3 separate regions of the Homo sapiens genome follow, and regions 1 and 3 are each linked to region 2. Evidence: chromatin loops called from intact Hi-C (ENCODE). Cell type or tissue: heart left ventricle. All regions are shown on one strand. Links, peaks and the distances in the headings refer to the core of each region. The heading gives the core; the rest is flanking DNA.

Region 1 (11,110 bases), core at 1,499-9,498, 160 kb before region 2:
TAGTATTCCGTTTCCCCAGGCTTTCTGCATTCATTCAATGAAATTATATTTAGTATGTGTATCAGGCAAACACTTTTCTAAGAATTGGGAATCAAGCAGTGAATCAGAGAGAAAAACGCCCTGCCTTCATGGAGTGTAATTCTGGTAAATACAGATCTTAAACTTGTTCCAAGTTTGCTAAATAGATCTCATATGGCTTCATTTAAATCACATAAAATTCTCAGCAGAACATAGCTAAAGTTAACACTGAACTTTTTTCTCCATTTATGATGAAAGCGCTATGACACCACCTTGAAATCAAATAAATATATTATCCAGCTCTCATTTCACCATGTTTATTCCATTATGAAATATTTATTTACTCTCTATAAAAAAGACAACTAAGAAATTTGGCAACACTTGGCTCTTAACTCATGTTAGTTCTCATTGATCATTAATTTCATGCATTGTGAGTCAACCCATATAATAGATATCTTCACATACCTGTATGAGAGATCTTATGTATCCTAAGTGTTCAAATACAACATTAATTTAATTGCCTCCGTTAGACAGTGACAAAAATCTGTAATTTCCTCTCTAAAAAATGAGGACACATTCCTGATTTTTTCCTCTCTAAAAAATCAGGACACGTTCTCACCTTTATAGTTCCTGGCACTTTTTCCTTCTTCCAGGATTTCTCAGTGTACAATGATGGCTGCTCAGTTATCAAATCGGCAGATTCTGTCAGCAGTCTGAGATGTAACCCCTGACTATGCTGAATACATTAATGTATGAGTGCAGCCTTCTTCAGAGTATTCAGAGCTATCAACCTCAATGGCACTCCCTATCATGGGCTTCCAGTGAATTTAATCAGCAATGTCTCCTTAATAACTCTGTTTCATCCTAAAATGATTTTTTTTTTTTTTTTTTTTTTTTTTTTTTTTTAGATGGAGTCTGGCTCTGTCATCCAGGCTGGAGTGCACTGATGCGATCTGGCTCACTGCATCCTCCATCCTCCTCCCTGATTCAAGCGATTCTCCTGCCTCAGCCTCCAGAGTAGCTGGGATTACAGGCACGTGCCACTATGCTCGGCTAATTTTTTGTATGTTTAGTAGAGACAGAGTTTCACCGTGTTAGCCAGGTTGGTCTCCATCTCCTGACCTCGTGATCCATCCGCCTCGGCTCCCAAAGTGCTGGGATTACAGGCTTGAGCCACCGCGTCTGGCCCAAAAGTGATTTTTTAAAATCACTCTAGGGTGGTCCTTGTAAGGCTCTAACTCTCCATGATGACCGTGTAGTTTGGTTTGACCTAATACCTGTTGCTGGGGAGACAAGACCAGACTAGGAAAGTGTACTTTGTATGTGACAAGCTGAATAGGTTGTTGACAGATTTTTACAAGGACGCTGTCAAACATAATTGGAAACATTGTGGCAGAGCTGTTGATTCTTGGGAAATGACACCTGCAAAGAGGTTACTTGTCAATCTCAAGCCACGTGGTTCTGCTATAGTAAGAGAAAACAAAACTTCCTGTGGGGAAAAAATGGCAGAGCTTTTAAAGGGAGAAGGCTGTGGGAAGCCACGGTCATTTTGAGGACAATTGCTGCAGGCACATGGAACAGGAAGAACACAAGGTTATGTATCCATCATATTTATAGACACATAGACATTACCATAGCTGCCATTTTTTGATTAGTTCGATGAGTATTTAGCAACTGACTTTCAAATGACATACAACACACACACATAGAGACACAAGTCTTTGGTGTATGATTTTGGATTGCAATTAGAACAATTTCACAGTATACTGAAAGATTCTAGACTGCAGAGAAGACCTGAGCTATTTCCCTGGCTTTTCCACTTACAGGCAGAGGAATTTTGGACAAGTCATTTCACCTCTTTGCATGTCAGTTTCCTCAGCTATAAATGAGGACATTGGATGCAGTATTTAAAACTCCCCCTTTTTCCCGGTCCTAATATTTATTGAGTAAATATTTCTAGATATAATGTAAAAATATACAAATCTAAATTATGAGATATCACATACATCTTTTCCATGCTTACAATCCCTTTTCAAGTAAGTAATGGTCATGAAAGTTTCTGTGGTTCAGAAAAAAAAAAGGAAGAGAAAGAGAGAAACTCGAAATTTGAAAATTATTGTTACTGTGAAATTACCTGGTTCTCAATAAGAACGTCATCAATATTTAATACCTATTTGTTTATGTTAGGTGATCTTGAGGCCAGTAGGAGATGTTAAATGGTAAAACAAAACAACATGTTGAAAAGTTTATAAATGTGGGTTGTGTTAAATACAGACTGGAATCTGCTTTAATTGTGGATTCACTAACAATGTTTAAAGAATTCTGAGGCTCCTCGAAGTAAAATTAGCAAATAATGTGATCAAAACGTGGAACTCTCAGGGGATAAATTATCATTAATGGGTTGATACACATAAGATGGCAAATTGAGCCTACTTTCTTATCTCATTACTCAATAAATAGCAGTCAAAATATAAGTTTGCTATATCATTTAATTTTAATAATAATAATATTACTAGAAACCACCCCCAAGCCTGTGCATCTCTTATTCTTGGCAAATCTTGGGACATTGGGTTCATGGACACTTTTTCATGCTAGCAGGCCCATCACTCCATTTCATATTTTCCAATTATGGTCATTGATTTCCAGCCATAGATGTTTATATAACCGTACTTAGTAATATGTTGAAGATCCTTTTAAAAGGGCATATTTTTGATTCCCTAATTTGTTAATTGTGTCTAATTTGTTAATATGAGCATTTAAGATGACAAAGTTCACTATTTGCTTAGAAATAGCTGCACTCAAGGCCACAACCCTAGTTCTATACCAACCATGTCTGCATTATAGAAGACTGTTTAAGCAAGCCCACAAATCACATGACATTCTGTTCTCTCCTCCCTGGAGATGGGGATTGAAAGTAAAAGATGGAGATTGGAAAGACAAGGGAAGGAGATGAAAAAGGTAGGCTTAGAAGTGTACTTCGGGCCTATCTCCATGAAAGAGTTTATGACCAAATCTATGATCAGATTAGAGGTCACTGAAGTTTCACACAAAGGAATTTTCAACTCAAATCTCCATGGCATAGTACTTAATGTAAGCTGATTTTATTTGTTTTATATAATGAAAACAAAAACAAAAGTACCTACTCTTTTTATTTCCCTTTTGTGAACATCTATAAGTTTACCCAACGACCATTAAAAACATGATTATTAGTTATACCAATTGCCCAGTATATGAAAATGCACCTGAAAACATTTATTCTGATACGAGAATTAGTAGAAAGTCCAGGCTTAGGTATGCTGTACAGTTTCTTAATCACTTTTCAGAAGGGCAACTTGCCCTCAATGCCATCTTCTAAAACAAACGGAAACAGATAATTCAAGGACCAAAACAAAACTGAGACACATGCAGATTATATTTAATGGAGATAAAATAATGTTGTACAGGTTTTGTAAATTGTTGTTTGCTTTTTTATTGATACATAATAGTTGTGCATATTTATGGAATCTATGTGATATTTTGAGACATGCATATAATGTGTAATGATCAAATTCAGACAATTAGGATACCCATCACTCCAAATAGTTACAATTTATTTGTGTTGGTAACATTTCAAACTTCTCTTCTAGCTTTGATGAAATGTACAATAAATTACTGTTAACTATGGTCAACCTACCATGCTAGCTAACACTTGAACTTTTTGCCTTCTATCTAACTGTGTGTTTGTACCCATTACCCAACCTCTCTTCACCACCTCTCACCCTTTCTACTCTCTGATACCCATAATTCCACTCTCTACCTTCACTACATGAACTTTTTTAGCTCTCATATATAAGTGAGAACATGTGATATTTGTCTTTCTATACCTGGCTTATTTCACTTAACATAATGGCTTCCTGTTCCACACATGTTGCTGCAAATAACAGGTACTTATTCTTTATCATATTCTGATATCGTTTGGCTGTGTCCCCACCCAAATCTCATCTTGAATTGTAGCTGTCATAATCCCCACATGTCATGGGAGGGATCAGGTGGGAGGTAATTGAAACATGAGGGCACATTTTCCCAGGCTGTTCTCGTGATATTGAACATGTTTCATTAAATCTGATGATTTTATAAAGGGCAGTTCTGCACACACTCTCTTGCCTGCTGCCATGTAAGATGTGCCTTTGCTTCTCCTTCACCTCCCGCCATGATTGTGAGGCCTCCCTAGCCATGTGGAACTATGAGTCCATTAAACCTCTTTTTCTTTACAAATTACCCAGTCTTGGGTATTTATTCATGGCAGTATGAAAATGGACAAATACATATTCCATTATATATATACACACCCCATTTTCTTTATCCACTCATCTGTCGATGGACTCTTAGGTTGATTACATATTTTGCCTACTATTAATAAAGCACTACTATTAATAGTGCTTTAATGAATATGGTAATGCAGATATCTATTCTATATACCGATTTCATTTCTTTTGTCTATATATCCACCAGGAGGGTTACTGGATTACATGGTAAATTTACTTTTAGTTTTTTTTTTTTGAGAAAGTTTCATACTGTTTTCTATAGTGGCTGTACCAATTCACATTCCCACTAGTAGTGTACTTGCATTCCCCTTTCTCCAAAGGCTCACCAGCATCCTTTTAAAAATCTTTTTGATAATAGCCATTTTAACTGGGGTGAGAAAATATCTCATTGTGGTTTTAATATGCATTCCTCTGATGATCAGTGATACTGAATATTTTTTAATATGCCCATTGTCCATTTGTACGTCTTTCCAGATCATTTGCCCATTTTTAATTGGATTATTTGTTTTCATGCTACTGAGTTGAGTTCCTTATATATTTTTGTTATTAATCTTTCAGCAGATGGATAAATCTGCAAATATTAAAACTTCCATTATATAGATTGATTGTTTCGTCATTCTATTGACTGTTTTTATTCTGTGAAGAAACATTTTAGCTTAATGTAATCCCATTGGTCTATTTTACTTTTGTTATCTGTGCTTTTGGGGTCTTATCCAAAAATTTTTTGCCAAGACCAATGTCCTAAAGCATTTTTCCAATGTTTTCTTCTGGTAGTTTTATACTTTCAGGTATTACATTTAAGTTTTTAATCCATTTTGATTTGATTTTTATATATGGTGAGATATAAGGGTCTAGTTTTCTTTTTTTGCATATGGATATCAAGTTTCTGCAGTATCATTTATTGAAGAGACTGTCCTTTCTCCCACTGAATGTTCTTGAGGCCTTTGCAAAAATCAGTTAGCTGTAAGCACATGGATTTATTTCTAAGTTCTCTATTTTGTTCCATTGGCCTATGTGTCTGTTTTTATGCCAGTAACATGTTGTTTTCTTTCTATAGCTTTGTAGTATATTTTGAAGTCAGGTACTGTTATGCCTCCAACTTTGTTCCTTTTTGCTCAACATTGCTTTGGCTATTCTAGACTTCCTGTTACCATATTAATTTTAGGCTTTTTTATAAAGAATGACATTGGTATATGACACTGCAAGATTGCATTGAATCTGTAGATTAGTTTTGGTAGTACAGTAATTTTCACAAAATTAATTCTTCCAGTCCAGGGACATAGGATATCTTTCATTTTTTGTAATCTTTTTATTTCCTCAGTGTTTTATAGTTCTACTTGTAGAGGTCTTTCACCTCCTTGTTTAAATTTATTCTTAGGTATTTTCTTTGTAGATCCTGCAAATGGCATTGCTTTTTGGATTTCCTTCAATGAATTTGCTGTTGGCATACTACAATGCTGTTGATTTTTGTGTGTCAATTGAACAAACACACTTTGTGTGTCAATGAATAAACACTGTTATAAAGACTATAAATTGCTAGTTTTCTGAGAAGGCAATTTGAGAGTATTTATTAAAATTTTAAAAATGCACATACTTATCAAGGTAAAAAATGTAACTGCAGATATGTGTTCTAGAGAAATATTTATGCATGCACTTAAAGGGGAAAAGGTACAAGCATGTAAACTGCAGCATTTTTAACAAAAAAAATTATTTTCACAGTAGAAACTTCAAAAAAAACTATTCAATTCAAAAATGATTAAACAAATTATAAACATCCACAATAAAGACTCTATTAGGTCAGAACCAACTTCTAAGCTTAGTAGACACAGTGCCTAAAGCTGACACAAATGTTCTAAGTTTAATCTTTCAAAATCAACTAAAACAGTGAATATAATAATTATTATAGCAATTATTATATGATTAGTTCATCCTTAATTATACTCATTTATACCAAAAAGTAATAAAGAATATTATTAGTATCTTAAGAGGCTTATGAAGAAAAAAATTGCTAATGTCCATGAAAGTCATATCTCATTTCTGTATTTAGATGTTAAAAGCAATCATATATATTTATACATAAGCTGCAATGTTACGATTTCCAACATAACCAGTTACATTCAAATGGCAAAAATTTTGAACCATATGAATAGTATTCCACAAATTATTATTATTATCCCTCAAAAGAGAGTATCTATAAAATATGTAAGTGTATAAAGTATCTGGAAGAATGCACATCTAGCTTCAAACGGGGACTACTTTTACCAAGAGTACTAACTCCTTTTGTTCTGAGGGTATGTGTGAAGAGATCTTTTACTTTTGGCTTTATATTCTTAGATATGTGTGGATTTATTTTACAATATGGATATAGGTTTGAAATATAATACATTTTTATTTAAAATGTACCATTTTGGTTACTAGTATTGCATCACAGATCAAGTCAGACTTAGTGGCTTTATCTGAAATTTCTTAATTACAGTCTCACATTCTGAAGGACAGCCACATGGACATTACACAATGCTTGTCTCTGCGTCATAACATATGGGACCTCTACTTGGATGAATTAAAGACTAACCATAATGTGATGATTGGGGGTTGAGATCATTTTAAGGTTCTTTCCCTGACAGGTCCGGTGCCTGGGATGGAATGAATCAAGGGCTAGAACTGCTTACTCTCATGCATACATGCAAAATCACCACGTAGCTTAATTTTCTCAGCATAGCAGTTCCACGGCAGTTAGACTGCCTTCATGAAGGGACTGAAGTATGAGTTTTCCAATAAGTGAAGCAAAATCTGCATCACCTTTTGGATCACATCTTGCAAATGGAAGAATGTCATTTCTGCCATACTCAAAGCAATCACAAGGCCTTTTTTCTTTCCTCATTTTGAGGGGAGAAGTTGCAAATTCACACTATAAATAAATACGTGCAATACAGTTATAGATATCTTTTGAAGATACAACTCTCTCCAATTTGACTTCTAGTCCCAACAATTTACATCCCTTCAACTTAGAAAATACATTCGCCCTCCCCAACACTTCCAAGTTTTCTACTATTATGGAATCAGATGGAAGTTTAAGATTTCATTATCAAAACCAGGTCCATGTTCAGATGAAGCCCCTTTTGTACGACAACTCTAGTGCAGTTTCTATCAATTTAAAAATCTGTAAACTAAAGAGACAGGAGACTATATACCTCCCAACTCTCTCTCTCTCTCTCTCTCTCACACACACACACACACACACACACACACACACACACACAATTCAATAGTGGGACAGGCACGTGACAACCACTGTAGTCATTTTCATTCAAAGGCACACAAAATAGAAGACACCAGATAATAACAATTTCTAAAATGCAAGCAAGCACACATCATCAGTTCTTGATTAGAATTCCATGCTACTCCTTTTTAATTGTTACCCTTGACTCTTGGCTCTGCACTCTGTGGTCGTGCCCCAACCTTCCAAATCAATCAGTTTTCTACATTTTTAGATAGGATGCATGTTTGTAACTAAGTGTCCCTCTCAGCCAACTTTCTGCCTATTAAAATCTGGTTTCTCAAAAGTCTATTTTCTCTTTATACTATCTGTTCCTTTCAGTCCTTTTCTCTTAAAAACTTTCTAGAGCCAGGTGTGGCAGCTCATGCCTGTAATCTCACTACTTTGGGAGGTCAAGGCAGAAGGATCACTTAAAGCCTAGCTTGGGCAACATAATGAGATGGAGATCATGTCTCCACAAATATATATATATATATATATATATATGTGTGTGTGTGTGTGTGTGTGTATATATATATATATATATAAATATATATATATACACACACAGAGACACACATACACATATATTTAAATGGCATGCCACGTTGGCACATACCTGTAGTCCTAGTTACTCAAAGGCTGAGGCAGGAGGATCTCTTGAGCCCAGGAATTCAAGGCTGCAATGAGCTATATTGGCACTGCCCCTGCATTGCAGCCTGGGCAATGAGCTCTACTGGTACCGCCCCTGCACTGCTGTCTGTGCAAGAGAGCAAGACCCTGTCTCCAAATAAATTAGTTTAGTAAATAAATAAAATTAGTCAAATTAGTAAAAATTAGTAAATAAATGAAAATAAAACTTTTTGGGTTTCTTGTATATTGATTTATAATTTATTCCATTAGACTAAGCATACTTCTACAAATTTTCTCTGGATTAGGTTTCTGGGAGGCTCTTCAGATTCTCAGAAGCCCTATAGTTTAAGAGAGATGGTCTGTAAAGCACAATGTTGAGATCCTTAGAAGGCCTCAGTCTATTTTAAAGGTTCTACGAGGTACCACCTAATATAGTTCTAAAGTATTACAAAGGATTTCTGCAATAATAACCTTGGCTTTATATTTATTCTGCAAGTACTCTGTGTTTTATTTTTGCCCAGTGGCTCTTTATCACATGATTTTGCATTTTTGTTTTTTGTTCTTTGTTTTTAATAACCCAACAAATCCTGGCTCCTTTATAATTCCTATAAATTTTAGTTGCTTTAAAACCCGACAATTTCTTGTTGGCTCACTTCTCTCTATCCATATGTTAGCTAAAATACATCAAATAATCATCTTATTTCATATTCCATATTGGAAGTTTTCTCAGTCAAATCCACTAGTTAATTAAAATTATTTTCTATTTTACACATCATCACAGGGAAGACTCCACCAAAACTTGTTGCTACTGCACTTCAAGAATTACCTTGTTTTCAGCCTCCTGTAACAATTTCCTCCCTAGCACTCCAGTGTTCTCTGATATTCTCCTCAAGGCCCTTCAAGATTCAGCCCACTGTTTGGGCCACAGTTAATGCCACATGATTTAGGTTTTTGTTACAGCAGCATCACAATTTTGGTGTCAAGTTTTATTCTGATTCTTCACTCCATAACAAACTGGCCCAAAACGTGTCAGCTTACTGCAAACATTTAATTATGTTCCTGGATTTTAGAGGTTGGGAATTCATAATGTACCTCAGGGCATAGTTTGTCTACACTACATTACTTGATGTTGGGGACTATGGCTGAAAGACTCAAAAGCTAGGGGGAAACTTGAGCCTGGAAAGAATACCATCGAAAGGGTTGTTCACTCACATGGCTGGTGCCTGGCCTGGGAAGATCAAAGACTAATCCTGCTGTTCAGAGCCCCAACGTTTGCCTACTATGTAGCTTGGCTTCCTCACAGTTTAACAGTTGCAGCATATTTAAAGTGTGTGTGTTCCAAGCACAGGTATTTCAGTGAAAAAGGCAAAGGTGCATCACCTTTCATGAGGCAGCCTGAGAAGTTATACAGCATCATATCTGGCATTCTCTATCTGTTAAAGGATTTGGAAGCACACTCTCATTTAAGGGAAGAAGCAGAGGCTTCATCCTTCCATGAAAGGAGGGCCAAAGTCACATTGTAGAGGAAGATGCAAAATAGGAAATGTTGTGACTGTTTTTGGAAATACAACCTGCCATGTCAGAATCACCACATTAGAAGTATTAATATTAATATCTAGAAATAATTGAAAGTTTTTGAAAATCCACAGGAAATCTTGTAGAAAGAAACCAACCATTTATTTATTTTTAAAAATCACAAATTATATCAAAACATAATTAAGTCTCCCATTATATTTTGTGTGAAGAGTTTAATTGGTTATAAAGCAATCGCTTATGGAATGTATTCTGTATGAAAAAGTATTTGATTGACTCGGCTACCTCCTGCTCATACTAATTAACTTTGTTTCAGTGTCATCTCTAGGAAACTTTCTGACTCCCTCCTCATCCCTGCTTACTCCATCAGGGGTGTCCTTTATTATGCTCCCAGGGCATACCACACTGATATCTATTTTAGCATGGAACATTTGGAGTGTTTAATCACAAACCACCCACCCTGTCTCTCTCCCTCACTCTATCAGCTAGCTGAGAACTAGATTTTGCTCCCTGTTCATTGAATACCTAGTGTTTGTTTACAAAGTGCTTAGAATACAAGCAGACAATTTTCTTCCTTAGGAAAGACAAAGAAAAATAATAATAATAGCAATAATATTTTACATTTATACATTCTTGAAGTTTACACACATATGATCTAATTTGCTAATTACATGTTGGGGATTTCTATTTTTACTAGTAAGTAAACTGATGCCTGGAAAGCTTTCGTAGCCTGCTCAGTATCATCAGACAGGTTTGTAGCTGAGCTTAAAATAAACTGAAGGATTCCTCAGTTTTACTCAAGTCATCTTTCCATCACCCCTTTCTACCACTGTGAACAATTTAGTAATGATGACTTGTCATGAATCTACCTAACAGACTTTGATACAACTTTGATTGTGCCATATTATGTTTTGAATAAAGCAGTATTAATAGATTTACCTTGAAAAAACTATATATAGAATGTCAAGATAAATAGATGTCACTCTTAATTTCTCCCAATTTATAGTAGCTAAATCCCATATAGAAATAAGAACGTCGTATTAGGATTCCATAAAGACTGAAGTTTCGTAGGAAAAACTCTAAACTTACAAAACTGAAAATAAGATTATTTACTTGCATTTTTTCAAACAAGACATATTTGTTCTTATGACATGCCTCACACATCTTAATATTTCATATTTAAGTATGCACGTGGAAAATATTCACAGATACATAATTTATCCAAATATTTTAACCAAATATTTGTTCACTTATTTTAAGTTCCATTGTTTAGACAGTTTTGTGAGAAATTAAATGAATGCTTTCAAGATCATGGGTTGTTTCTTAGTATACTAGTAATTATAATTACATAAAAACCCAGAAATCG
Region 2 (11,110 bases), core at 1,881-9,880:
GGTCACACTCTCAACCTCACCTCTAGGGGCCCACTGGGACTTTAGTCTAATTTTAGGTCTAGAAACAAACAGGGGTGTTAGGGGTAGCTCCTGAGGATAATCAACATTATCTTGCCTGGCACCTGCCTCAGGGGAGGCCATCACTGTTGCCTCAGGCAGTACAGGGTTTATCTCCTCAGGCAAAGGTGGAAAGGCTGATGGCAGCATGAGTCGAGGAGGGGATGTTGCCACTATGGGTTGGGGAGGCTGTTTCCTCTGGCAAAAAAGGTTCATCAGAGTTTAAAAACTTAGTGTCCCTAGCTTCATCAGGGCCCTCCCACACATCTGCATTTCAAGTTGCAGGGTCCCATTATTTTCCAATCAATGCCCTCACTTTAACAGTAGACACCTGTCAAAGCTCTGCATGCACCTTCCGTTGCAGTCAGCCACCTGCATGATAAGAGCTTGTGTCTGTTTTTCCACAATTTCAGCTCTTTTTCTACAGGAGATAAGACTCCCACTCAGGGCAATCTTAGCAGATACGAGGCTCAGTATCTGTCCTGAAGCCGGGAGATATAATCCCTAAGTGTATTATTTTCTTTCATCAATGTGTTCACTGAACTTAGGAGCCGCCAACCAGCTTCATTATGTTCCTTGGCTCTCCATATATGGTCAACGGTATTCTGTGTAGAGTCATTGAACTCCTTGCCTCACATGAGCAGTGAATCAGGAGTGTCAAATCCATTTATTTTGCATAACTCTCTAAACAGTTCTGGCCAAGGACTATCAGTATTCTTTATACTATTAGAAGTAGAGTCCTGAGAAATTTTGAGTCTAATCATATTAAGCATCTAACTCTGAGAACCCCAAAACCAATGAAAGAACTCCATCCTTACTCTCAGGGTCACAAGGTCCCACAGTAGGCTATGTGCAAGCTGAAGAGTAATGACAGCCAGTCGGAGTTCCAAAACTGAAGAACTTGGAGTCCGATATTCAAGGGCAGGAAGCATCCAGCATGGGAGAAAGATGTAGGCTGACAGGCTAGGCCAGTCATGTCAGTTCACATTTTTTCCTGCCTGCTTATATTCTAGGCATGCTGGCAGCTGATTAGATTGTGCCAACCCAGGTTAAGAGTGGATCTGCCTGTCCAAGCTCACTGACTCAAATGTTAATCTCCTTTGGCAACACCTTCAATCAACACTTTGTATCCTTCAGTACAATCAAGTTGACACTCACTATTAACCATGTAATAAACCTGCACATGCACCCTGGAATGTAAAAAAATAAAATAATTTAAAAATGGGCAAAGAGCTTGAATTGACATCTCTCCAAAGATAACAAAGGTTCAATGAGCACAAAAAAAGACACTCAAAATCATAAGTCATTAGGGAAATTCAAATCAAAACACAATGAGATATATTACTAGGATGGTAAATTTTTAAAAAGCAGACAATGAAAAGTATTCATGAGAATGTGGAGAAAATGAAATGTAAAATGATGCAATCACTTTGGCAGTTCTCCAAATCTTAGATATAAGAATTATCACATGAGCTAGTAATTCCACTCCTAGGTACATACCCAAAATAATAGAAGATATGTATCAAGCAAAAACTTGTACGTTAATTTTTACAATGGCATTATTCATAATAACCAAAAAGTAGAAACAATCCACAAGTCTATCACCTAATAAATGGCAATGGATGTGTTGTATATCCATACAGTGGAATGTTATTTAGCCATAAAAGAGAATGTGGTAATAATTTATGCTACAACATGGATGAACCCTGCAAACATTACACTAAGGAAAAGAAGCAAGATACAAAAGGACACATATCATGTGATTCCATTTAATGAGATGACTAGAACATACAAATTCAATGAAGTAGAAATATACTAGTGGTGGCCAGGGTCTTCGAAAAGTGAAGGATAGGCAATGAATGCTATGGATATGGTTTTCTTTTTGTTGTTATGAAAATGTTCCGGAATAATATAGTAGGGGTGGTTGCATAGCTATGAATATAATAAAAACACTGAAGAGTACACTTTTAAATGATGAATGCTATGATATGTAAATTATATCTCAATTAATACTAACACATGGCACTACAACATTAAATAGCTGAGATTCAACCACAAGCTTCCTGTAATCATGTATCCAAAATATACAAAGATATAATCTGATGCTCTGCATCAAGGGCATTGTATTGATGTTACAGTAAATGTAGAATTAGCTGGCATTATATTTTTACAGTAATAATGTTGGCCACTTACTATATGCTAGGCAATTTGTTAAGTGTTTTATGTGCTTTACCTACAGAAACGAGATTAGTGGTTGCAGGCAGGGCTGATGACAGTGTTGGGGAGATGGGAATGGGAAGTCACCACTAACAGATATGTTTTTTTGGTGGGAAAAGGGATTAAAATATTCCTGAATTAGAAAACATTAGTTTTAATGTTCACAACCTTATGAATATATTACAAATCACTAGATTGTATACTTTCAATGGTAAAATTGTATAATATATGGATATTTCTACAAAACTCACTTTTAAAAAAAGAGAAAAAATGGAATCTTTTGGTGAAAGAAATAGTCATTTTGACGTCATTAATAGTAATTATAATAACATTAAGAATAGTTCATGTTTAGCAAGGTTTCAGTATGTCCCAGACATTATGCTAAGGGCTTTATCATACTTGCCATTGTGTGACCTCATGGAACTAGGTATCATGATTAACATTTTTGGTATCTGTAGTGTACAGGTGACATGAACTTAATGTTTGAATCATTCATATCTTTCTGATAACAAACAACTAGACAGTGCTAGTGCCATAATCCATATTCCAGTGAAAACTGCAGAACTAGAGCTTTCATTCTTCTACTACATGCATCTATAGTTTTGAGATTACCTTGCTATGTTACTGCTATTCCATCCCAATGCACTTGTTACCCAGTAAGATTAGATGCTGGGTAGCATCTTTCTGCATTACCAACTTCCATCTCTTCCCGTCAACAAACACAGCTCCAGTGTTTTCCTGGGAACTCTCTCATTGGCTCAGTTTTCTGTGGTCTGTCATCAATTGCCGATGATTTTGATATGCACCTTCCTTATGATTTGATGGAAGTACCTTGACCAGAAAAATCAAGCAGCTAATGGAGTGAATGCCAAGCAGAGAAAGCCTGTGGTGGAGCTTACATCAGAGGTAGAGCTCTTATTTGGCTCCTCATTTGGAACTAGACTGTTAACATCTAAAATGTGGTGGATAGACATGTGTCCTGGAGAAGGAGACACCCCTCTTGCTTCATATTTCCATGTAAATGTACATCAATTAATGCAACATTTTTGTCTGGTTTTGCCTATTCACTCATTCTTTTCCAGAAGATTAGATCCCATGTGACCTAGTTATCTAGATCACATGGGAGCATGAATTGGGATTGCACAGTTTTTCTATTTTTCCTCTCGTCTCTCTGGCATCTACTAGCTAGGAAAGTATGTACACTCTTCTACTGTAAACCATGGGGCAAACTTATTGGTAAAAGCTATTTCCCTTTTGGAGTGTGAGGAACTGGTGTTGATGAGATTGGGAACGAGAAACAGTGCTGAGATTATCTAGCTTTGTCTGTGACTCGGTGTGAAAATCTTTCTAAATGTGAATGTTGCACAGGCTGGTTAACATACCTACGTCCTCTTCTCCATCATCATCTCTGTCAGCAACTAGCTGCCATATTGATCACTGTCTGCCTGACTCCCTCTTTTCAACGACTAGTTTTTAACTCAGTCAAAGAAAAATGTTTGTTCTTTATTGGTACTCCAAACAGGATCTAAAGGAAAGGGAGTACAGGGCAGACGTCATATCAGTAGATTCAAGTCTAGGCATAAAATTAAAGAGGGTACATATTTTCCAGGATGATATGTAAACCTGTCCTGCTCACCGGAGATGGATTCAGGACTAATATTTTAACTAAACTGTACAGGGCCACTAAGTTCTATTGGAGCTGAAGTTGAGTTTTGATTATTAACTGCAATATTCTAGATGCCTAGCACATTACCTGGCCCATAGTAGATGTCTAAATATGTTATAAAATTAATAAATGAAGGCTTCTTAGGTGTTTTATGTGTGATATATGTGTGTATACACATGTGTGTGATATATGTATGTATATATATACCATTTTATATTTTATTTTTATAAATACAAACATTATGCAAATTGCATGTTATGTATTACATGCAAGAAATTACATGTAAGTTACATAATTTATATTTTATATTTAATTTATAGATTATTATATCTTTATATATGTTAATAACTATATGTGTGTATAGTCCTAAAGGACCAAGCAGGGGTGGATGCTACACAAATGGATAGCTATATGTATGTCAAAATTTGATGATTTTTGGTTCCGTTCATGCGTTTTTAAAAATTACATTCCACGGAAACGTGTATGTGTTTTTATGTTAAGCATAATTTCATTATTTCATTACACAAGCAAGATTTGTAATATGGTCCTAGTTTTATATATGAAGCTAGAGTTTTGTGGTTTTAATTTTAAAGGAACACCTTAATTCCACTCCTCAGGAAAGAAGTACATTGAGAAAATTAATTTTCAGAACTTAAATTCAAACAAAACCAAGAATTTTGGTGAAGAATTTAGCCCAGTAATGAGATCAATCAAGAAGCTGTTTGATTTGTGAAATGGTTGTGAAACGGGAAAGTGAAGAATTTCAAAACTTGAAACATTAATCCATAATTCAACTGAGAAAATTTTTTTTCATTAGAAGTTACATGACTGTTTCCAGAAGGGAAATTTAGAAGAAAAATTTTAGAAGGGAAAGGCTACATCTGTGAAGCCAGTTGAAATGCAGAGGTGAAACTTTTTTATTTCTCATAGACCTAAAATATCTAACATTGTATGTTCCCTTAGGCTAATCATAAAAGCTAGGGCATTTACTTAAGCTCACTTTATTGATTCTCAGTCTAGCATATTTCAAAGGGTGACTGTATCAATAGAATTTTGTTGAATATACTTCAAGATAATTTACCTACATTGAACTGATTTTATTCCTAATGTGTGAAAATGAAACTGGTCTGACTCATTCTCAGGCTATTCTCTGCTTAGAGCAAGTAAACACACTCAAATCTAAATCTGACCATACAATTTTCTAGCCTAGAGTCTTTCAACGACTCCTTATGACCTATAAAATGAAACACATACCTTGTAATAAGTCAAAAAAAAAATAACCTCCACTGTTTTTTCTTGCCTGCTCTCCATTATGATCCATTGCACTGCTTCCCCGCCATCTCAAATGTATCACACTTAGCATGTGCCTTGGTGTCTTGGCAAAGGCTATCTTCTCTTCCAGGAATAGCCTACTATTTTTTTCCATGACATACTTGTTGATTCCTGGCACTCTTCTACACATTCATAAAGACCCAGAAAAACATCTTTTCTTGCAAGACTTCTCTGACTGACCACCAAAATTGTTCATCTCTTCCCTTTTTCTGCCAAGACTAAAGCTATTCTGAGACTTTATTAAAGGTTCTTTCCCTTCACTTACTAGCACTATGGCCTTAGGTTAATTACTTGACTTCCATAAGGTTCAGTTCCATTAACTATGAACTAGTAAGGTTAATAGTAATACTTATCCCTAGAGTGTGTTGGGACCATTTATTGATATGATGAAGGTAAATTTCTTAGCACTCACTGTTCCTGGGACATGGAGAACTCAACAAACGTTTAAGTTATTATATTATTGTTCTACTCCTATTTTCTCTTCCTCTATTCCTAGAAGAGCTTAAGGTCCTAAATCAAGAGAAACATTTAAGCCGGTGACTGCAAGTTTGCAGTGAGTTTACCACACTCAGACAACTGAGAGAATAAGCTTTTATACAGACTCAGCCCCGGGCTATTTTCAGACACCTTTGCTGTTAAATGGTACAGAAAACACTGCGTGTTTGGCAGTTGTGTATGTTAACATTAGCATGGATTTTAACTCAATGTCAAGAGGAAAACAAGCTCTATCTATACGATACTCAGAAGCTCTTGGAAATCTAGACTCACTTTTACCATTTTACACTAAACTCAAATTTTTGTCCTCCAGGCCTTATTCTTTCCTATGTCAAAAACTTTTTTTACTTACCTTCTTTCAATGTGGGGCTCTTGAATTTGCTTGCTGCTCCTCCTCCACTTACTATTGATTTCTTTTCCATGTGGCTCTTTGCTTCCTAAAGAAATGTCTGAGTAATCAGGTGCTGATCTTATGCTAACACTTCTGGGCAGAGTGCATATGCAGTTCAGTCATTACTTAAACTTCACTCTACTTAGTGAAACACCCACCATATTCTTTTGGCTCATCTCTCTTGTAGTCACAACAAGAACAATGTTTCACAACTATAAAGCTTTTGTTTTTGGTCCAACTCTGCATGTCATTCCACATGGTTTTATATCAATAAACTTTCACAACATTACTGGTGCATAACAAATAACTACAAGAAATTAGTAGCATAACAAAATTAAGCATTTATTCCTCAAGCATCCGGATGGTCATCCAGATGATGCCTCCACTGGGGTTCAGATTATCCACATGTCTGACAGTAAACTGTTTTCAAAGTCATATGGCAAAGAACACAATTACAGCAAAAGGTGAAGAATTTGGCCCACTAATGAGATCAATCTGTCATGAAACTTGTTTACATATAAAATCTTCCCTTAATTTAACCCTTTACTGTTTTCATTTTAATAACATGTTGATATCTTTTCCCCCGTAAATATGCACTATGATAAACACTACAATATTACTTACTATCTGTTGAATGGGAAGTGATAATCAGAATGAAACATACACACATACTAACACATATATGTCTATTCATACACATGGACAGAAAAGTCATTAAGGAACTAATTCAATTAAAGAGAAAGCATGTAAGGCAAGCTAAGCCCTGAAGAAGATATGGTTATACATTATGGAGAGAGATTTAGGGAAAGACAGAGATCCATAACTGGAAAAGAGTCAAAGAGCTCAAACATATTGCAGTTCCAGAAAAGAATGCAATGCTCAAAACCTGATGAGGATAATTCAGAAGTGCACAAACGGTAACTTGAGAGGGTTTCCAATAGTCAGTGAGGTACAAGTTGAGCCAAATGATGATGATGTTGATGATGATAATGATGGGATATAGCCCTAGAAAATATTACAATCCTTGAGTCTATTCTATGATACATGAAAAATTGAATAAACAAATATATGGAAGATAGGGAAAGCTCTTCTTCATTGGAGAATTCCAAACAATAAATATAAAAGAATTGAGGAAAATAGGAAAACACTACTTGGAAAATTCTAAAGTAATATATTTTTAGGCAAAAATCATTAATGAATACTAAATTTAATGGGTGAATACATGATGATATATGGGAAATTTACATGTCTAAAAGTAATTCCCATAAAATATTTACTAATTACAAACGGGAAAACAATAACATTATAGTAGAAAAACCTGAAAACAACGCTGTAATTAAGTGATCAAAATTAATATCATCACAACCTAACATCATCTGTTCATTAAGATTGACACATAATTTATGATGTGTTGCTATCAAAAATAAATAATCTGAATTTTAAAATAAAGAGATATTCTATAAATTGAGAGAAATTCTACCAAATATCTTGCCAGTAGACCGCAAAAGTGTTGAAGTAATGAAAGACAAAGAAAAACTGAGAACTGTTGGAATTTAAGGGTTTTAAGGGTGTAGTTCAACTAAATGCAGGATCCTGTGTTGGATTCGGACCAGAAATAGAATATTAGTGGGATTATTGGCAAGATTTGCATAAAATTTATAGATTATAGTAATGCATCAGTGTTAATTTTTCATTATTTAAAAAAATCACTACACTATGCATATGTAAGAACATTTGAAAAATTTGAATGAGGGTCATATGCCAGGATTTCTCAATGGCAGCACTGTAAAGATTTTGGCTGTAGCTGTCTTGGTTGTGAAGGGATACTACGTGTGTTGCAGGATGTTTAGCAGCATCCCAGGCCTCTACCCAATTAGATATCAGTAGCAACAACATTTCTATGTTAACTTGTGATGACCAAAAATGAATGCATACATTACCTTAAGGTGTAGAAGGCATAAAATCATCCTCAGTTGAGAATCACTGGAATAAGAAATTCTGTGTATTATTTTTGTAACTCTTTTATGAGACTGAAATTGTCTTAAAGTGAAAATTTCCAAAATTTGTAAAAATGCCTAGCACAGTACCAGTAGGTTACTGAGCACTAACTATGTAATAGCTCTTTTAAAATCCAATGAATAAACCTCTCTGAAAATTTATACGTATTTGGAAAGCCCACATTTCTATTATTTAGTTTTATTTATTTAGTTTGGAGACAGGTCTCATTCTGTTGCCCAGGCTGGAGTGTAGTGGTGTGCTCAGAGCTCACTGCAGCCTCAAACTCCCAGGCTCAGGTGATCCCCCTGCCTCAGCCCTCTGAATAGCTGGGACCACAGGTGTCTGCCACAACAGGCTATATATATATATATTTTTTTTTTAGTAGAGATGGGGTTTCGCCATGTCACCCAGGCTAGTCTCAAACTTCTGTGCTCAAGCAGTCTACCCGCTTCAGCTTCCCAAAGTGCTGGGATTACAGGCATGACCTTCCATGCCCAACTGGAAAACCCATATTTCAGTGAGAACTTCAACAGCTCTGTCCAATTAATCAAAAATTTATTACAATACTCTTTAAGTTCAAAAATCTGCTGGGTTTTGACATCTTCAACTCTAAATTTGTCCTCTCAGTATCCAAACAATGCCTATCTATGTGGCAGGTCAATTCTGCCTTAGTCTTTTGGGCTTTTTCAGAATACAAACTTTTTCTATTTGGGTTAATTTCACACTTAGAATCTCACCAAAACCTCATTATTCATTTTTTTTTTCAGGGATCAGCTCTGCTGAACGCTAGATATAATGATAACAGGAAAATCTGTAATATAGTTTCACAGAATTTTAAAATTCAATGTGATCTAAAAGAAAATGGAAACTGAATACAGATAAACACAAGGCCTATTCTTCTTAGATGTGACATTTCCTTGACAGTTCAGATTCCAACTTTGAGTCTTCCCTTACTATTCATGTTGTTCAGAACTGCCAGTTAGTAGTCAATGACAATGAAGAAAGGTGGCACTGTCTTAATAGCAGGCCCATGCTTAGTGATACACTGCCGGCTCAGAGAGAAAGAGAAATAGGAGAAAGACAAAGAGAAGAGAGGGAAATCAGAAGACAGGACAGCAAATGAAAATGAGAACAGAGCAGGGAATTGATCTGCAGCACAAGAGAAAGATAGAGAAACAGAACAGCAGTGATAGAGATAAAGTTCAAGAACATGACAGGTTAAGAGACTAAGAACAAAATAGAGAAAGGGAACACAAGAGTGACAAAAAAATAGAGAAAGAGATACTGAGTGAAAAACAGACAGAAAAGCAAGAGGTAAAATCTACAATGAAAGACAACTCTAGAAATTTAAATTTTAATTTGCCTTGAAATTCTGAGCTTTAATTGGCGACTTAAGGTGCATCCAAGAGAGTGTGTCCAGAATAATAAGAAATTAGGAAACAACAAATTATGAAAAAAAAAAATAAAGGAGCTAGAAATATCTTATGTAAAATTGAGAAAACCTAAAGGGGATATATAGTATTTTTCAAATATTCACAGGTTTCTATGTTAAGGGCATGGAAAATGAAGTCAGTCTTTCCTTGCTGTTATAGTTCTAGGTAATAATGGGTGGCTGACGGACAATTATGAGGATACACATAAAGATTTTCTAGTATTTGGATTGTTCAATGATAGACTAAGCCACGGCATGACTTCCTGAGCTTTCCATTACTTGGCAAGATTCATGCTGCCAAATACTAGAAAAAGGCCTTTTAAAAATTTTGTAATAGCAATAGGGCTAGGATCTCATATAATTTATTATCCAAGCCATTACAACTTTCAAAGTAAAAAAAAAAGTGTCATTTATTTATAATTACTTCTACATAACACACTTAAGTTCATATTCTCCTGGACAAACTGGAATAGGTAGACATCCTGAAGAGGACTAGCTGACTTCTGAGAATACTCCCATTACTCTGATCTTATAGCCCCCCTGATTTTCCCTTCCTTGATGGGTCATTTTACTGGAACCTTTCTCAGCCTTTTGATACTACAGCAGTAATCAATTCTCCCTATCTATTACTATGAATAAAAATTAGTACAACAATTAGAGGATAGTGCAAATGAACTGTTTTCTGAATTTTTTTCTTCATTCATTCATTCATTCATTCAAGGAATGATGGTTGAATATGTCTTATGTTCCAGCCCTTATGGTCAATACTAGGGACTGAATGGTGAAAATGAGAGACGACATTCTTATTATATTGATGTCTACATTCAAGGAAATGACAATCATGACTAATACTTATGATCTTGACTGAAGTAATGATGTCCTCTGTAAAGACCATTAGTTTTATTCTGTCTTAGCTAAGCACTCAATTGAAACTAATTTATTGATCTTTCAGTATATTTTATCTCTTGCATTAGGCTCTCCAACATCTTTGTTCAAACAAAATCCACATACACAATATTACTCAATGGAAAATAAGTATTATTAACTCAATTTTAGAGATGAGTAAACTTAATTTTCTAGAGACTGAATAACCACTTAGGAACTCAAAAGTGGTTTGAAACAGAAGGGATTTCATAAATCAGTTTTTCTCTTTCTCTTCCAGTGTGACCTCTGTTAAACTACAATTGTGTCTTATAAAAACAAGTGTGCCTATTTAAGAATCTTTACTCCTCAAATTATAAAAATGCTATACAATTTGGATTTTAGCAAATTCTCTTTCATTTTGAAAAAATACAATAATTGTCTTTATCTCTAGAACAATATACTAAGCTATTTATATAAACACATTTCTGGAGCAATACAGAGGAAGATCACTGGATTAGTCCATTCTCACACTGCTATAAAGAACTATCTGAGGCTGGGTAATTTATAAAGAAAAGAGTTTTAATTGACTCACAGTTCCAAAGGCTAAAGAGCTGGGGAGGCCTCAGGAAACTTACAATCATGACAGAAGGGTGAAGGG
Region 3 (11,110 bases), core at 1,943-9,942, 220 kb before region 2:
TCATTTTGGCATTGATATATCTATTGTGGGGAATGTACATATTTCTTGAGTGTAAAAGTATAACTGTGCACCAACCACATACCAGGTTTTGGTAAGAACTGAGCATACAAAAATGAAGATATAACCCAGGCCCCAGAGGGAAAAAAATCATATTATGAGAGACTTACACAGATATAAAAAATGAATAGTAAAACACTCTAGGGTAGTGTAATGGAAATTTGTGCAAGGTCAAGACTCCGAGATGAAGGCAAAGGCATTGGCCAGCAAAAGAATTTCTTGAAAAATCCAATTTTAGAAAGATATACAGATATTTGCTGGAGATAATTGCTGGGCATAAAAATAAAATAATAGAAGTCATGTTTGCCAAAATGAATATTTATGTAACGTTTTACTGTAGTATATGATATAACATACCTGTAATATAACGTAATACAAATTATATATATATATATACATACATATATACACACACACACACACACACACAACACATATTTTTTTTCCAGCATTTGCTGTGATACATCCACTGAGCTAAATGCTTTGTTTTCCAGACGCAATCAGTAGCAGAAAGAAACCAGCATGTTAGATAGCTCAGCGTTTCAGGAACTGTCAGTAGTTCACACTGATGGGTATAATGGATATGTGCACATTTTGCACGGTGCAGGTATAGTGATAGACAAGCCTGCAGAAGGAGGCAGCAGACAGTCTCTGAAGTATATTCTATTACTTGCTAAGGCATTTGGTATTTTCAAGTAAGAGTCTTATCATTGTCCAGAAATATCAACTGCCTAAGCATCTCATGGACAGCTACCAGAAGGGTCAAGGACTTGCTGTCTTTTCCCAAGGTCACATGTTAGGCACATCCATTTTTGTGTGTTGTAGCAGAGGAGGAGTGGAGTTAGGATATGATGTACATCATGGAGTGTATATTTTTATAAACACTTCTGTGTGCATTTGTATAAACACACTTTTTCCACCAAAGTGTGTTAAATTATAAATATACTGGTGGATAATAAAATAATCTCAATGTGGAAGTTATAAAACCCAACCTCTCTATGCCATTTACAGCATCTTCAACATTTAATGACTCCCATTGCCTTGTTAGTGCATTTCCAGCCTTCCAGCCTGAAATTTAAACATTTCAATAGCCTGTCCTCATCTCAATCTTTCAAGTGAATTTTCTCCTGCTAAATTGCTTCTGATGATCCAAGATGTTTTCCTTCTTCAGAATCTTTGCTCAATTGAATTACCAGAATTCTACCAGTGGTTTTGGGAATTTCCAGCTGTGCAGTTTTGCATAAATGTTAAAGCCACTTTGCAATTCACCTTCCTCTGCTGCAATACAGGGAGAATAACCCCTGTTCCACCCACCTCACAGAAGTGCCTTTCTATCATTCACCCTAATAATATTTACTGTCCAATTATTATGGGTCAGGCACTGATCTAGGCACTGAAGATACAGTAGTGAAAAAAGGAGATGAAGGGTTCCACCTTGGTGGGACCTATAATTTAGTGGGTTGGGACAGAAAATAAAAATTACAAATGAATTAATTTTTATGCTACTAGAAGGGAACAAATGCTGTGAATTATGGTAAATTATGGAAAGAGAGAAAGGAATGACAAGAAATTATCATAAGTATCAAATTGATGCCATAATAAAAATATATTACGAGTGATACATAAATGTTATAACAAAAACTGCTACACTGGTATTCAGAGAGTGATCAAATGTGTCAGACACTACACTAAATGCCTTAGGCGTATTATTTTATTTAATTCTCCTAAGAAACTTAGGCATTATTGCTATTATCTCCGTTTTACGAATAAGAAAATAAAGATATAGAAAGGCATAGCATTGTAATAGTTGTCAAACATATACACGTATACTATTTATGCTAGTTGAAGAGAAAGTTAGTCGTACCCTCCAAAACTCACACACACAACCCCTACATGCACACATAAACAAATGTTAGCTACTCAAACAGGTGGATATGTTCCTCTGAGGCCCAATGACCAGTTTCAAGGATACTTGATATCATTTCATCTCATTTGGAAATTACTCATTGTCCTGATGTTTTTTAGGCTAGAGAATTTTAAGTAGAGTAAAATGTGGTTTAAAATAACACTAGAGAATAGGTGAGAGCAAACCAGAACTGTAGGAATCCTCTTTTCTGACAATGATTTTGCCCCTTGACAAGTAGGGGAGCTGAGATCTGCCCTCACCCTTCTGGTCCATTCTAGCTCAAGCCATCTATGGTTTTGTAGTTGCATTTTTCACGTGGTAAGTCAACTCTAAAGACAGAACAGGAGTGAAAAACGTGAGAATAGTGGACAAGAAAAGAGTGTGTGAAGAAATAAGTTGTATCAAATTATAACATTGGTCAAAAATGGCAGTACTCATAATCCTGAAGGTAAGCTGTATTGAGGCTGCTGAAGACCTAGAGTAGCTTTTATCCAGTTCTGTTATGGCTGGAGAACTTTTCTTACAATTTGAAAGGACATTTACAGAAGGACTTTTCCTGGAGAAGCCTGGCTAGTCACCAGAGATATCTGCCAATGACGCTGGTAATTTGCAAATGTCATCCATTTCCAGGGAATAGTTCTATAAACTAAGAAAGTTAGTAATACATCCAAAAATGAATGTGCTTCTGAGGAATAAGCCATGCTAATTCCTTACACAAGAAGGTTGCATATAAACCAGAATACCAAATTGCTAAATTAGTATTTATATTGAGAAATGTAATGTATCAAGTGGATTACATAACCAAGTTTGTTGGTCAGTGCATTTGTTCTGCATGGCAAATCTATTCCAGAAATAAAATCATAATCAGAAAGTTATTTTAAAACGAGCATGGAGAAAAAGCAGTGCCAGTCCAATCAGAACTGTGGATGCTACTGAGATATGATGGTTTACTGTGCACATTTCTACCACATGGTCAGATTTGCAGACATGGAGAGACAATTTATTTTTATAAAATATAATCTCTCTCTCCTGGACAGTGCTAAAGACAAATGGGAACATTTGTTTCAGTGGCTTTTCCTTCTGTGAGATTTCTGTTTTTACAGCCAATATTACCTCTCAGTCTTGGGGTGCTGTGTGTGTTTTATGAATGTTAATACAACTTCATTATTTATAAATTATATAGGCTTTTAGAAATGTACATTTTACAAATGCAGACTTTGATAGATATTCTAAGTGCATAGACAATAATAACAGCAAATATTATACTTCCTATATGTTAGGTATAGTTTAATTTGTTTACATTCATTCATTCATTTGTAAAAGTCTTATTGTTTTAGTAAGCTTAGAAGTAGTCACCAGCTTGGTCCCTTTTGCATATGATGAAACTGATGCTAGAACAGTTAGTAAATTGCTCAAATCTCCCTCTTCTTTAGAGATGGTGACTGCCTTTGAACCCACACTGTCTTGCACTAAATCTCTAAAATAGACTAATTGTCTTTTCTCTATGGCCGAGGTCATGCTGTGTTTTATTGTGTTGACATAATTCAAACAAGAACAATGAAGTAGGGGAACTTATTTTAAGTTAAAAATAGGAGAAGATACTAGAATTATTTGTTTCATTAATACATATTATTTATGATTAGTATCACTCACCTTCCCTAGCAAGTAAGAAGACCATCTCTCTCCTAGTCTAGTTACTCTTACGTAAACTTCACTCCTACGAAATGATCATTTCAGCCTCCTGCAAAGCCAAGACAGATTACATTCAATATTACTTCCTCCTCCTGTCAGCTCCTAACTTCCTTAGAGACTACAGTCAGGTGGGTGGTAGGTAACCTATCTTCTTTGAAATCTTCTCATGATTGGCGGCTCAGGATGATGCCACGGGTGAAACTTATCAGATTCCCAGAATAGCTGCCTTTAGGAGAAATTGTTTTTCCCTCTTTTCTGGATACTCATGCCTTCCTTCCATTTTATAATCAGAGCACAGCACTTCTACTGCATTAATGCCATAAATAGCTAATTGTTTTGCCCTATCATAGTTTCCTTGAGAAATGAATTAACACAACCTCATAGGCCTCATCAGTCTGAGAACTCTGTTTTATTAATAGAATGCACAGAATAAAGCCTTTGTATCTTTTTCAAAAATCTAACTATAAAATATACCAGTATAAATTGCAAAATTTTACACTTGGAACAATAATTTGGGCAAATTTTCCTTTCTTTACAAATTAAGAAAACGAGGTCCCAGGGCAGAGTGATTGTCCAAAATTGCTCAGTAAAAAGAGACAGAATCAGAACTATAAATCAGGGGTATTAAGTGTTTGTCTAAAACTACTGAATGGACACTAATATTTTGCAAAACGTTTGTTTTGTTTAGTTTTTTTTTTTTTCTAGTTTTTATTGAGAAGCTTTCTTGAGGGTATATCAAAATCCTTGACATCTGTTCATGGACTATGTGCAAAAAATACAGTACATCATACTTCTTAAGGAATTGAATAAAACATTACTTATCAATTTACTGAATTCTGAAATTTATACTTTGAGAGACATGAGATGTGTTGGTCACAATCTCTGATTTCCCCAGAAAACTCAAGTTCTTTCATTTCACAATGGCCTTGATGAGAAAAAATTTTCTGAAATGGATTAGGAACACAATGAAACCCCCAAGAACAGAGTGGAGCTTCTATACTAGAGTGGAGCTTAGAGTTGGAAGCGGTGAAGAAGATCCAAGCGGTTTTCTGACTTCCGTGGTTCATTTATATTCACTTCCAGGAAGCTGATAAGGTGAGTGGTAACAGGAGTTCTGGAGATAAATTCCAATTAGTATATGTTCCTTTCCTTGTAAAGGCAAATGTGTGCAAGGCAAGATAGAGAGAAAAAAGAAATCAAGTGTGAGTATCTTGGACCATTTGTGCCCTGTGTCCATTCTGTGTAGATTTCCTCCCAGCCTCCAAGCCTCTTAGAAAGTCGTCTATAGCTGATAAGTTCTGTCTCCAAAGTCCTCCCTTTACACTTCTCCTTTCAGTCAGACTTGGCTCCACCTACTCTACTGAACCTCCATTTGCTGAGGCCTGTAATAATTCTCACGCTCTTCATCAAAGAACCCTCACTGCTACCCGTTTAACTTGGGCTCTCAGCAATTTTAAGCATGTGGCAGGCATTTTCTCATAAACTCTGACTTTCTCTAGCTTTAAAACCACATGGTTTTCTTTCTATTCTTACCAACTCCTCCTTGGTCTTTACTGGTTCATTCTTCATTTCTAATGAGATGAGGGACTTTCTTGTAGCTAATATTAAACCGATTTATTACGCTATAATCTTTTCTGGAAAATAATCTTACCCTGAGTGTTATAGTTTGTATATTTTTGTTGTGATATTTCCAAATGTACACCCTATATTAAGTCTTTCCATCTTAGCTTTATAAATCCAAGCTCTTACGTGGATTATGCATTTGGATAACTGACAGGCATTTCAAAGCCAACACGTGAATAACTGAATTCAGTATATTCTCCCCAAATGGTATTCATTCTGTAGTGTTTTCGATCTCAGAACATTGGGTCATCTTTTCATGGGCTCCGTCAGAGAAGCAAGCTAGGTGCCATTCTGCATAGCTCCTGCTCTCTGACTTCCTTAAATTCCTGTAGTTTTCTAAATATTTCTCAAGACTTCATTTTTCACGATTACAATCTAAGTCCATTTCTGAACACACTGCTGTCTTCCAAGTTCGTTTGCTCTTGAAATGTCTTCTCTTTCTCATGTCTAAGAAACCTTTCTTCATTAAATTTGTGACTCCTTTCAAATATTACCTCATTGAGAAATCATTTTTTGACATTCTAGCTGGTTAGATGACTCTGCTTCTATAGTTTTATAGAACTATGCATACCAGATGGAAAGACATACAAACATGTCACAGTGTAAAGTTGCATGGGTTTTTTTTTTTTTGCTATTATCTAAATGTCTTATCTTTATATTATAAACAACAATCATGTTTGTATCTCCAATGCCAACTATAGTGACTGGCAAACAGCAGATGCTTAATACTTGTTGAAGAATGAAGGAATGAATTTCTGAGTGAAAGCAAGGTGATTTAATGCAGATATGGGGTAGACATCATCAAGAAAGTAAGAAACTTTGCTTACTGGCAAGCAATATCTATAGAAGGATGCTTGTGGTCAGGCATGGTGTTTCATGCCTGTAATCCCAGCACTTTGAGAGGCCAAGGTGGATGGATCACAAGGTCAGGAGATCGAGACATTCCTGGCCAACATGGTGAAATCCCGTCTCTACTAAAAATACAAAAATTAGATGGGAGCAGTGATGCACGCTTGTAATCCCAGCTACTTGGAAGGCTGAGTCAGGAGACTCGCTTGAACCCAGGAGGCAGAGGTTGCAGCGAGCCTAGATCGCACCACTGCACCGGAGCAGCCTGGTGACAGAGCAAAATTCTGTCAAAAAAAAAAAAAAAAAGAAGGATGCTTGTTTGCTCATTTATTTTGATTTGATTTGACTTGTTTTACTTTGTAATTTTAATAAGATATTTTAGGGCAAATAGAATGAGTTATAGAAAAAAGTAATACCAAGAAAGGGGAGAGGATAATTGCTGAATCAGGGACCCAAAGAAATTTTAAAAAGGATTTGAATCAATGATGAAATGAATGAGAATATTCATGAAAAATATAATGCAAAAAAAACCTCAGATCCAGCTCAAACTTTACCTCTTCCATTTAGATGGAATCTTTGTCATAGCCTTTATTATTTTTGTCTCAACTCATCAAATTTGTTTACTTGCACGTCCATCCTAACTATTGAAGTAAGAGATATTTTAGAGGGAAAAGGTGTTTTGTTCACCTTGGTGCTTTTAGAACAATGTCTGGCATCTTAAAGGACGACCAATATTAACATTGAATAAGTGATAAGTAATGAAGGTGTCAGAGGCGTTTGAACCAGAGTGACTCCATTTTGAGTGAGGGCTAGGAAAATGAGGCTGAGACTTTCTGGGCTGCATTCCCAGGAAATTAGGCATTCCTAGACTCTAGATATTTATGGTTAAGGGAACAAATTAATAATTTGACTAAAACAGACCCAGACTTGGGAGTGTCCAGATATCCCAATATCTGGAGAACAAAGGCTTTCCTAATTTTGCTTTAAAAATAATATCAGTTCTTGCAAAATACAGTAATTAAGAAAAATAATCTTGTAACACAAACTTTTGTAGCAGAGCACATCTCCCCAAGATCTATTTTTATCATATACACACACACAAGCATTGTACTTAGGGCAGACACGTTCCTCCTCTTACCTTCAGGAACATGCTATTCTGTCTATGGAGTAGTCATCCTTTCACCACTTTACTTTCTTAATCAACTTGCTTTTACTTTGTATTGCAGACTTGCCCTGAATTCTTTCTTGAGAGAGATCCAAGAACCCTCTCTTGGGGTCTGGATCAGGACCCCTTTCTAGGAACAAAGGGGCTGGTGTTCATTATCATATTAAGGCTGGAATGCAATAAGATTCAAAGTTGCATTGTATATTTAATGAATAGGTAAATTTGTTTCTAGAAATGTTAATCTTGAACTAAAATTTAATGAACACTTACTTGTCCCAAGTACTTATATGACTAACCACCTAAAAGTGTGCATGTACGTTAAACACTTTATTTCATAGCTGTACAAGTCCAGTCTCACACTGCTATAAGAATGCAACCTGAGACTGGGTAATTTATGAAGAAGGTTTAATTAACTCACAGTTCCACCTGGCTGGAGAGGCCACAGAAAATTTACAACCATGGTGGAAGGCAAAGGGGAGGCAAGGCTTGTCTTACGTGGCAGTAGGAGAGAGAGAGAGAATACAAGGGAAATTACCACTTTTAAACCATCAGATCTCATGAGAACACCCTCAGTATCATTAGAACATCATGGAGGAAACCACCACCATGATCCAATTGCTTCCCACCAGGTCCCTCCCTCAACACGTGGGGATTATAATTCCAGATGAGATTTGGGTGGGAACATAGAGCCAAACCATATCAGTAGCAGCTTAGATAGATCAAACAATTTAGGCTGGCTTTGATTCTGGGTATTTCTTGATCCCATGCTCTTCTCATTCTGTATGGATTCATTATTCCAGATAGGTTATGCTTATGCTGTGGTAACCAACGTAACACATACAAGTTTGTTTTCCACCCATTATAAGTCCAGTGTGGATTGAGCCACCCTCTATGGCAGCTATGTCTAGAGAGATGACTCACATAGGCATGCTACTTCCATCTTGTGATCCCATCCTGGCACACAGCCTCTGGTCAGCCAATCCCCAAAGTGAGGAAAGGAGAAGATAGAATGGTGAGGGGTTTTTCCCTGCCTCATCCCAGATTGGTGCAGATCACTTCCACTCACATTGTGTTATCCAAAAATGTCCTATAACTCTACCTAACCACAAAGAGTTGGTTCAGTTTATTTTGTGTGACTAGATGGAAATGACAACAAATAAAACTTGGTAAATCCACATCACATCCAATATAATACTAAGGTAAGAGACTTGGCTTTATGGGAATAGAGACACTGTTGGTAGGCCAGGCAGTTAATTAAACAAATATTTACTGCATCCCTACTGTGTGTCAGGCTGTTTCATTTGCTGAATATACAGCAGTGAATGAAACATAGAAGTTCCCCCACAGTCATGGAATTTCCACTCAAGAAGGAGAAGCAAACAAACAAACACAAACCCCAAAATGCAATCATTTTAAAAATTAAAGAAGTACAGGTAGGCGTTTGTACAGAATTATCATAGCATTATGTGACAGAAAGTTTCTCAGTAGCTAATTTAGTGTAGGTAGTCGGCAAACATCTTTGTGAGGAGGTGATATGTAAACAGAAATCTGAATGACGTGAAGGAGCAGCTACATAACGTTAGGAAGAGAGACATTCTAGACTGAGCAGAGTTATCTCAAAGACTGCTACAGAAATAAACTCTTGGTGGCAGCAAAACAGAAAGTAGGTCATAGTGGATAGAGCAGAATGAGAGAGAGAAGAATCATAGTATTAAATGTTGTTGTAGGAATAGGGAGAGATCAGCACTTGCATATTTTGAAGGAAAAACAAAGAGTTTTGAGTACAATGAGAAACCACTGGAGAATAGTAAGCAGTAGAGTGACACAATATGATTTATGTTGATTACTGGCACAGGTCAGTCTTCCAAACCTTATACATTCCTGAACCCTGAAAATAGAAGCTGAAGTGATAGACATCTGTGTGAGAGCCAAAGGCAATATCATAGTTGAAAGGTGCTAAGCCCCACTTGCTTTCAATGGGACTGTCAGAGAGAAATGTGCTGTTACTGAAAAATGCCAGAGTTGGCAAAATCTAGATTTGCATGAAAAGCTAAAAAAAAAAAAAAAAAGAAAAGAAAAAGAAAAAGAAAAAAACTGCAGGTGTGTAAAACGCTACTCTAGAATTAGGAAACTCAAGTGACTTAAGCTGGCAATTAAACTGGTGGCACACAGCCAGCCACCCGTCTGGTATACGGAGTCTCAGAATGCTTTTACACGGATGCTAGATTGAGTTGAAGTAAGCCAAGGTCGTGTGGATGCTTGATGCTGTGCTGGCCCAGTGTTGGAACAAGATGGAGAGCGGAAGGAGAAGTGGGAGGCATTGTGGGGAGACATGTTTATGATGTGCAGAAATGGCCACATTAGCCAGCAGAGGCGGATGGAAAATTCTTCTTCAGTTGAGCTGTCAGAACTGCTTCAGGAAAATAGCTATCACTGCAGATTATTTCATATGTAGATGTATGCAATGATGTAACAAGGAAAGTGGTTTTAGGGCATATATTTCAAACCTTGTTTTCTAGAGCCTTCAGGTTCAAAGAAAATACCTTCAGGAGCCACCACCATAGTCCTGGAGAGTAAGGAAAAGAAGTGGCATTCTAATACACAGGGGCTCTGTTCTAATTCATCCAAGGCTGTTCTTTATATTTTATGTATCAATAACATTGGAGTTGTAGGTGAACATTTATTTGGAAGAAATATTCCTACTGAAAAAGGCATATTTTCAACGTAACAAGAGCACAGTATTGAGAGGAATAAGGTTGAAACCATATAAATCACATACATCTGGTAGTATTTTATGCTACTTTATTTAATTCTCACATTTTATAGATGGCTACTCTAAACCTCAATTGACATTTGGGAAAATTGACAATGAAGAAGTTTAAATTCCTTGTTCAAGGTCACATAGCCATTAAATGGTAAAGATGAGACTCAAACTTGGATTTCTGATCCCAAGGGCCACACTTTCTTTTACTGTTACCCCATTAAGTCATGCATGATGGACCCACATCCACCATTCACTGACTTGTGATCTCTAGTAGGTACCATCTTCCCAGAATCTCATTTTTATCATTTATTAAAGAACAACAGAGCACTTAATGAAACCAACCTCATTATTTTGAGGTTCAAGTGATATAATATGCTTATGAGAAGAAACTAGCATGAGCTAAGTGCTAGACACTTTTACAGACGTTGGCTTATGTAATCATCCCAGAAATACAATGAGGGGACTGATGATGTCCTACTTTACAGATAAGGATATCAAGTCTAAGCCTAAACAGCCAGAAGTAGAGGGGGCTGCTGACATTTCAATGTGAGTCTCAGTCCATTCATGTGAACAGGGCTTCACCTAACTTTTATGGTGACTGAGTGAGAAATAAAAAAGGAAACCGATTTATCATACATTTAAAGAGTTGAACATCATAAACTAATAAACACATATATAATAAATTAATATATAACTTCTATATTGATAAATATACCTTCAAGCCAAAAACGTGTATAGCTTTTAGGTGACTGAAAGTCAAAGTCAGTCCAAAAATATCAAAAAAGACCAAATTTATTATTATTGTGCATGTCTGGGTGTTGTACTTATAAAAGAATGATGATTGGATGATTAGAGACAATATACACTTAATACATTACTATGTATTTACTTCATGATTTACCTTCATTTCATCAGCATTGCCATATTTTATAGTCAATATTTTTATATATATATTTTATATTTATAACTGTCCAGCTGACCAAAAATAAAATGTAAATGTACTCAGAGATTAGTAAATGTTAATATTTTATCCAAAATGTAAATTTCAACATAT

What was found. A loop is a pair of places that touch in the nucleus more often than their neighbours do. Peaks named below come from ENCODE experiments on the same cell type or tissue, not always from the same donor. Only the 100,000 strongest peaks of a DNase experiment are listed, where the experiment ranks them.
Region 1: a loop joins it to region 2, with 2.3 times the contacts of the local background. A loop is called at or near these places in 2 of 110 quality-filtered maps.
Region 3: a loop joins it to region 2, with 2.5 times the contacts of the local background. A loop is called at or near these places in 2 of 110 quality-filtered maps.

What each region holds. Positions count from the first base shown.
Region 1 is chr4:12,229,934-12,241,043 of GRCh38, forward strand. The region is part of intron 1 of LINC02270 (long intergenic non-protein coding RNA 2270); the gene reads left to right. Among named protein-coding and RNA genes, the nearest start is that of LINC02270, 12 kb to the left of the region's middle. In heart left ventricle, for the core only: no CTCF peak of the experiment used is centred there; no DNase peak of the experiment used is centred there.
Region 2 is chr4:12,388,736-12,399,845 of GRCh38, forward strand. No RefSeq gene overlaps it. Among named protein-coding and RNA genes, the nearest start is that of LINC02270, 170 kb to the left of the region's middle. In heart left ventricle, for the core only: no CTCF peak of the experiment used is centred there; no DNase peak of the experiment used is centred there; H3K27ac peaks cover 558 bases.
Region 3 is chr4:12,169,889-12,180,998 of GRCh38, forward strand. No RefSeq gene overlaps it. Among named protein-coding and RNA genes, the nearest start is that of LINC02270, 48 kb to the right of the region's middle. In heart left ventricle, for the core only: no CTCF peak of the experiment used is centred there; no DNase peak of the experiment used is centred there; H3K27ac peaks cover 1,492 bases.